Regions from separate parts of the Homo sapiens genome. Here region 2 is linked to region 1. A link is a loop called in an ENCODE intact Hi-C map of the cell type or tissue named here. Cell type or tissue: transverse colon. All regions are shown on one strand. Links, peaks and the distances in the headings refer to the core of each region. The heading gives the core; the rest is flanking DNA.

Evidence for each region. Peaks named below come from ENCODE experiments on the same cell type or tissue, not always from the same donor. Only the 100,000 strongest peaks of a DNase experiment are listed, where the experiment ranks them.
Region 2: it touches region 1 in a loop (5-fold over the local background); 1 of 110 quality-filtered maps calls a loop at or near these places.

What each region holds. Positions count from the first base shown.
Region 1 is chr2:23,661,087-23,664,002 of GRCh38, reverse strand. The region is part of intron 5 of KLHL29 (kelch like family member 29); the gene reads right to left. Among named protein-coding and RNA genes, the nearest start is that of ATAD2B, 260 kb to the left of the region's middle. In transverse colon, for the core only: no CTCF peak of the experiment used is centred there; no DNase peak of the experiment used is centred there; H3K4me3 peaks cover 596 bases; H3K27ac peaks cover 634 bases.
Region 2 is chr2:23,751,330-23,754,245 of GRCh38, reverse strand. It overlaps ATAD2B (ATPase family AAA domain containing 2B), which reads left to right. Exons shown (of 28, transcript NM_017552.4): 27 at 1-67; 28 at 2,159-2,916. The coding sequence ends at 2,200. Among named protein-coding and RNA genes, the nearest start is that of ATAD2B, 170 kb to the left of the region's middle. In transverse colon, for the core only: no CTCF peak of the experiment used is centred there; no DNase peak of the experiment used is centred there.

The DNA.
Region 1 (2,916 bases), core at 283-2,782:
CCACTCGGAAAAGAAACTACACGTCTTAATAATTTATGTTCCAAGTTTTAACCAGGATTATCAATGGCAGCTTTTGAGCTTTCTCTTTTGGCAACACAATAGATCATAGTAAAAATGCACCGACAAGCGATGTGTCCGTTTGATTTTTTCCACCTGAATCAGCAGCCCAAACTCCAGACACAGCAGTTTAGGGCAACCAGCACACTGAAGAATTTAAGTCTAAGCATTTAATCTGTTCTTTCCATAAATTTCTGCTGCTTGTGCTTTATAATGATTCTACCAGAGGAAGTTTATTTATATCGCAGATTTTCAGCATCAGCACATTGAGAACACAACGGCAATCGCTCAGTCAATAGCTTACAGCCATGTATAATATCACTCCGGAAATCAAAAGCCCATTTGGAGAAAAGAAGGCTCAGATTAAAGTCACTTTAAGACATCAATAACTTGGAACTGGCTGAAGAGAAGTTATAAATATCCAGGGTACGCATATGCAAATAGGCGCTCGCAGACGCGCCACCTCCGCGGGCCCGGGAACCTCCCGGTGGTCCCCTCCCCGGCACACGTGACGGCGGAGCCGCGGGGCGGCCCGAGTGGACGCGTCACCACCTCCTTCTCCTGCCGGGCACAGGCAACCCCGCCCCAGCCCGCGGGGACCCAAGGGCTCTAGGGCTGGGGCGTAAGGCAGGCGAGGAGGGGACCCCTACCTGGAAACCCCAATAAACTCAAGATAAGCACACTTCTGGGTTGCTTGCTACTGGGCCAAAGGGGCGCTTTCATGACACCCGCCTCGTGCCTGCAACCATCTATCTCACTCCATAGCATTCGTCCTCAGCTGCGGGGTTTGGGGGCTGGGAGTAGCGAGGAGCAGCGAGGAGCAGGGCGCGGTAGGGGAAGCCCAGCACTTTGAAACGCCTCCTCCCACCTGCCACCCTCTCGGAGACCGCTGATGAGATCCACTCTTGGAATCCTCAGGGCAGCTCTATGACAGATTGCCCCCATTGTACAGGCCAGGAAAATGAGGCGCAGAGAGTCACTGGTCCCAGGCCACACAGCGAGTGAGTGGCAGAGTGGAGATTTGAATCCGGTTCTGCTTAATTCAAAGCCTTGCATTTACGGCTTTCAACCCACCGCTGTGTTTCATTGCTTCCTGCTCACCCTTCCCCAGGCAGTCAGGCTCGGGGCCCAGGAAGATTTAGGGGTTCCCTGGGAAGGTAAAGCCCAAGTCCAAGGAGCACCATAGACAGTCTGTAGGTGGGCCCAGGCTGGGGAGAGGTGGCTCGGGAGGTGAGCTGGGTGGGACCCCTGGGAGGGGCAGACCCCTTGGAGGAGCCAAGGCAAAACCCAGGGGGATCTGGAAGTGGGGGCCGGGCAGGGCTCTCTCCTCAGGTGGTAAGGGGGCCTCTTGCCTTTGGGGAGGGAGGGAAGGCCAGAAGCGCCCACCAGGAGGGGCTGGAACCCCAGGAGGGGCTGGTGAACTCAACCGCCAGAGAGCAGAAGCTGCAGTCCTAGAAACTGTCAAGGCCTCGCATGGCCAAAGGCTTATCTTGGCCAAAGCCCCCACCATCTATTGATCAACAAACAACAAATGCCTCCAGGAGAAAGAGGAACACTTGATCACTGCTCAGAACACGACGTGGCCCTGCACAGAGCAAAGATCCATCAAAAAGGGAATTTCCTATGGTTGGTGGGCGATAGTAAGACAGTAGGGTTAAATCCTACAAAAATATCTAGACGAGACGATGTGAGAGGGCAGAAAAACTGAGATGAAGTTTGTGTTAAGACCATTGAAGCTGATCACTGTAAGTCAAAATTTTTCAGCATTACTTTTGCTGAAAGACCCCCTAGGAGCCCAGAGAGCCCCCTCTGCACCCTTGCTGGAGCTGCCCCATCCTCCTGGGTTCTACCCTCCCTGCTCTGATGCCTACGGAGCACCTGGAGCTTGTGCTTCAGTACTGTGGGCAGCACTCATCCTTTCAGCTGGAGCTATTCATTCACTCATACACTCAAAAAGTGTTTACTGAGCATCTACCATGTGCCAAGCGCTGGATACAGCAACTGGCTGTCCCCTTGGAGCATGGATTCTAGAGGATACCTGGCGACCTGCCCAGGGTCTCCTCCTATACAAGGGCAGGCACCGTTTGGCTGGCTCAGGAGTGCAGGGCAGCCATAGAGAGATGTTCTCGAGCATGCATTTGGGGGCAGTTGGCTCCAGAGCTCCCAGCAAATAGCTTTTCAGGGCCTCAAGCCTCAGTGACTCATCATCTCTCTTCCCCTCTTCCCAGTGGGCCTGGGGGTTGCTCATGGGTTTGGAGATTCTTCCCAGGACAAGTGCCCAGGGGCACTGTGGGGGCACCTCTACTCGGCCACGAGTAAAGCCATGTCCTTCCAGATAACTGACCTGGTCCCAGGAGCAGGATTACATACTCTTGTTCCCTCTGCCACTGCCCATGCCAGGAGGGGTTCGGGCCCAGCCCCAGGTGCAGCTCAGCAGGGCAGGGGCCTGGCCCTGTGACGAACGCAGGGGGAGGCTATGCCAGGTGTGCAGATGCGGTCTGTCTGGGGGTGGGGATACAGCTGGCGCCTTGTCAGGAGCCTGGGACCTTCTGAGGTTGGGCTTCCCTCCTGTTAAAACATTTTTCATGGTTTTTTTTTTTTTTTTAGACAGGGTCTTGATCTGTCACCCAGACTGGAGTGCAGTGGTGAGATCATAGCTCACTGTAACCTCAAACTCCTCGGCTCAGGCAATACTTCCACTTCAGCTTCCCAAATAGCTGGGACTACAAGTGCATGCCACCATACCCAGCTAAATGTTTAAGTTTTTTGTAGAGATGGGGTCTTGCCATGTTTCCCAGGCTGCTCTTAAACTCCTGGCTTCAAGTGATCCTCCCACCTCAGCCTCCCAAAGTGCTGGGA
Region 2 (2,916 bases), core at 240-2,739, 90 kb before region 1:
ATATTCTCTTCTTAGTCAGTGTATCTACCGTCATCGTAAAGATTATGACAAATCACAACTTGTAGAGGTAAGTGTTTAGTTTATCTGTAGAATAAACAAATACTTGATTTTACTTGTTCCAAAGAAAAGAGGAAAAAAAGTTATTTTGCCTACATCTATGTCTTTTACCAAGTAGCTGAAGAATGTTTTGAAGATTTAAGACAAAAATCATTAAGAGTTACAGTTTGAAGAATAAAGCCTTTCTGTACCATTTTGTCTCTGGAAAGAAGTAATCTGGGGTTCCTTTTTTTTGTCAAAACACAGAAATCCATGGTTCTAGGGTGGTAAATATACAGAAATAGTATGTCACAATTCTCTCCCTACTTGCTTATAACTGACGTGCCAATTGAGCCTGTCACTTGGGCTTGTCGGATGTGGTCATGGCCCCACACTCCTTATCACTGCTTCCTAGGTAGCCACTGCTGATATAAAGGCGTTGGCATGGGTAGTGAGACCTATTTGCCATTAATGGTTGGAAGATAACTCAAAAGTCATCTTATTTTGGTCAAATCTAGTCCTATAAATTAGCCATATGAAGGAGCGACTGTCCTTTTGCTGAGATACTTTTAGAGATGAGACATTCCCTTTCTAGACAACTCTAAACCAAGGGAAATTCTTCCTGTATAAATATGAGCTTCTATCTTTGTTTATATAATTTCCATCATTAAACCACACTTCTGCCTTTTCAGGTCATCTGAGCAAATGTAATCACTCATCTACCCACAAAATGGCTAAATGACTTAATTCAACTCCCTTTGTTGATTTGCCTGTTAGTTTGTTTATCTGGTGGTCTATCTATTAAATGTTTATTGAGTACCTGCAGTGCCAGATGCTGTGCTGGGTGTTTGGAATGCAAAAAATGAGTAAGACAAAGTCTCTGCTCTCAAAGAATATTTTTAGTATATTAAAGATTTATATGTAAAGGATATAGTTATTTTTCATGTGTAATTTTCTTTTCTTATTTGGCAATATATGATAAAACATTTAGCAGGAGTGATTTTTGTTGGCCACATGGAAGAACTTGTTGATCGGATGATGATCTGTTAATACAGCCTGTTAGTTTTGCAGAGATGTAGAATAGAATTTCTTTGGAGCTGTTTAAAGGGAAGGAAAAAATGCAAGTGTCTTAGATGTATTTGACATTTGCCCACCTGAATAAAATGTGCGGGGTAGAGTTATTCACATTTTTTTTAATTCTAGAACTTCTTTGTTCATATGGTTGCAGTTTTATTAGCTTGAATGCATTAAATACTCCTCACCAGTGAAACATCTCAGTGTGGAATCCTAATAATCTAGAGGCCTAGTTTAGGGAGGGAAGGGATTGATAACAGAATCAGCAGTGAGTGGCTTTCATGGTGGTAGTGATGGAAGCCACTCATTCTGGCTCTTTTTTAACCCTGTCTTTTCAGCTCTGGTTGGAGTGAATAGAAGTGGGAACACAATGCATTCTGCTTTTTGGCATAAGTTTCACTATACTGAATGCATTCATTTTGCTTTGGGAGTTAGTGAAATATAATGAGGAAGGAAGGGCTCAGTCTCTGGAGTGAGGCTGCCTGTATTCAAATCCTGACTGCCACCTGTTAGCTGTCAAATTATTTATCCCCTCTGTGCCTCAGTTTCTTTATCTGTAAAATGGACCTGATAGTAATACGTTTGTTCAATCTTCAATGTTATGGGAGTTAAAACTATATATATAAATTATATATATATGCATACATATAAATATAAATATTTACTTATATTTATGTATTTTATATATAGAAATCTCTTAGTAAATATCTGGCATAATAACTTACTCATTAAGTGTTGCTATCATCATCCTTATATTCATATTACTCATATCATACCTCATACTGATATTACTGGCATAATAAGTTAGTTATTTGTTGAGTGTGACCATCATCATCATCCTTATTGGCCTAAATATAAAATAGGAGGTACTTGGAAGTATCTAGGGGAGATAGTCTTAATTACCTATGGTATTATAATCAGGAAAATATTCAAAGTTTAACCTGTATCTCAAATTCATTCCCTAAAAATTTAAAGTGAATTCTTCCGTAATGAGGAACACTTTTGTCTTTCCCTTAATAGATAACATGCATTTTTTTTCCTTTTATAGGAGATGGAAAGAACAGTTCATATGTTTGAGACATTCCTATGAACTTTTCAAGATGAGTGGTTTATCCTCTCCAATCTGCTCCTCACAGAGCAGTCTTCTGAGCCATTCAATTTCAAATTGCACCAATTATGTGCAGAGCCTTGGTGTAAAGTGCTCTCTCACTCATTCTTTCTCTCTGTTGAATTTGGTGCTATTGTCTCAGGTACCTGAAACCAACCAGCCTACAAGAACCAAACAGAACTTCAGAAACATGTTGTATTTTCCACAAATAAAAAATACAACCCCACAGCTTGGAGATTTTGGTGCTACAGAAACTGCTCTCGCTTCTGCTCCTCTTTTTGTGCACTCTCTTTTGGAGACTCCTCTCTTAGGGAGCAGACCAGCAAACAGGAGGAAACTGGATGGGGGCAGTTCTAACTGTGTTGAATTGTTTAAACAGTGGGCAACTTGTTATTTTTTTTTCCTCCATTTTACCCCTTTAATCATATTTTTCCCCCATCTGGGTAATGGACTGAAACCTGTTTTAGAGTTGGCTATGGTCTGTTCTGGTGGGAAGCTGAAGAAACTGGATGAAATTAGGTCAGGCTCTTTAGAACTGCCTTTAACGTGCCTTTTTATTCATTTGAGGAAGATAAGGCTAAAAGGATGGGCTGTTTGAAGCAAATAAATTAGAAATATTTCTTTGGTCACAACCTTGAAAATAAGTTTTGATACTCTATGTCATTAAGAGACAACCAGTGTTTGGGTATGAAATGCCT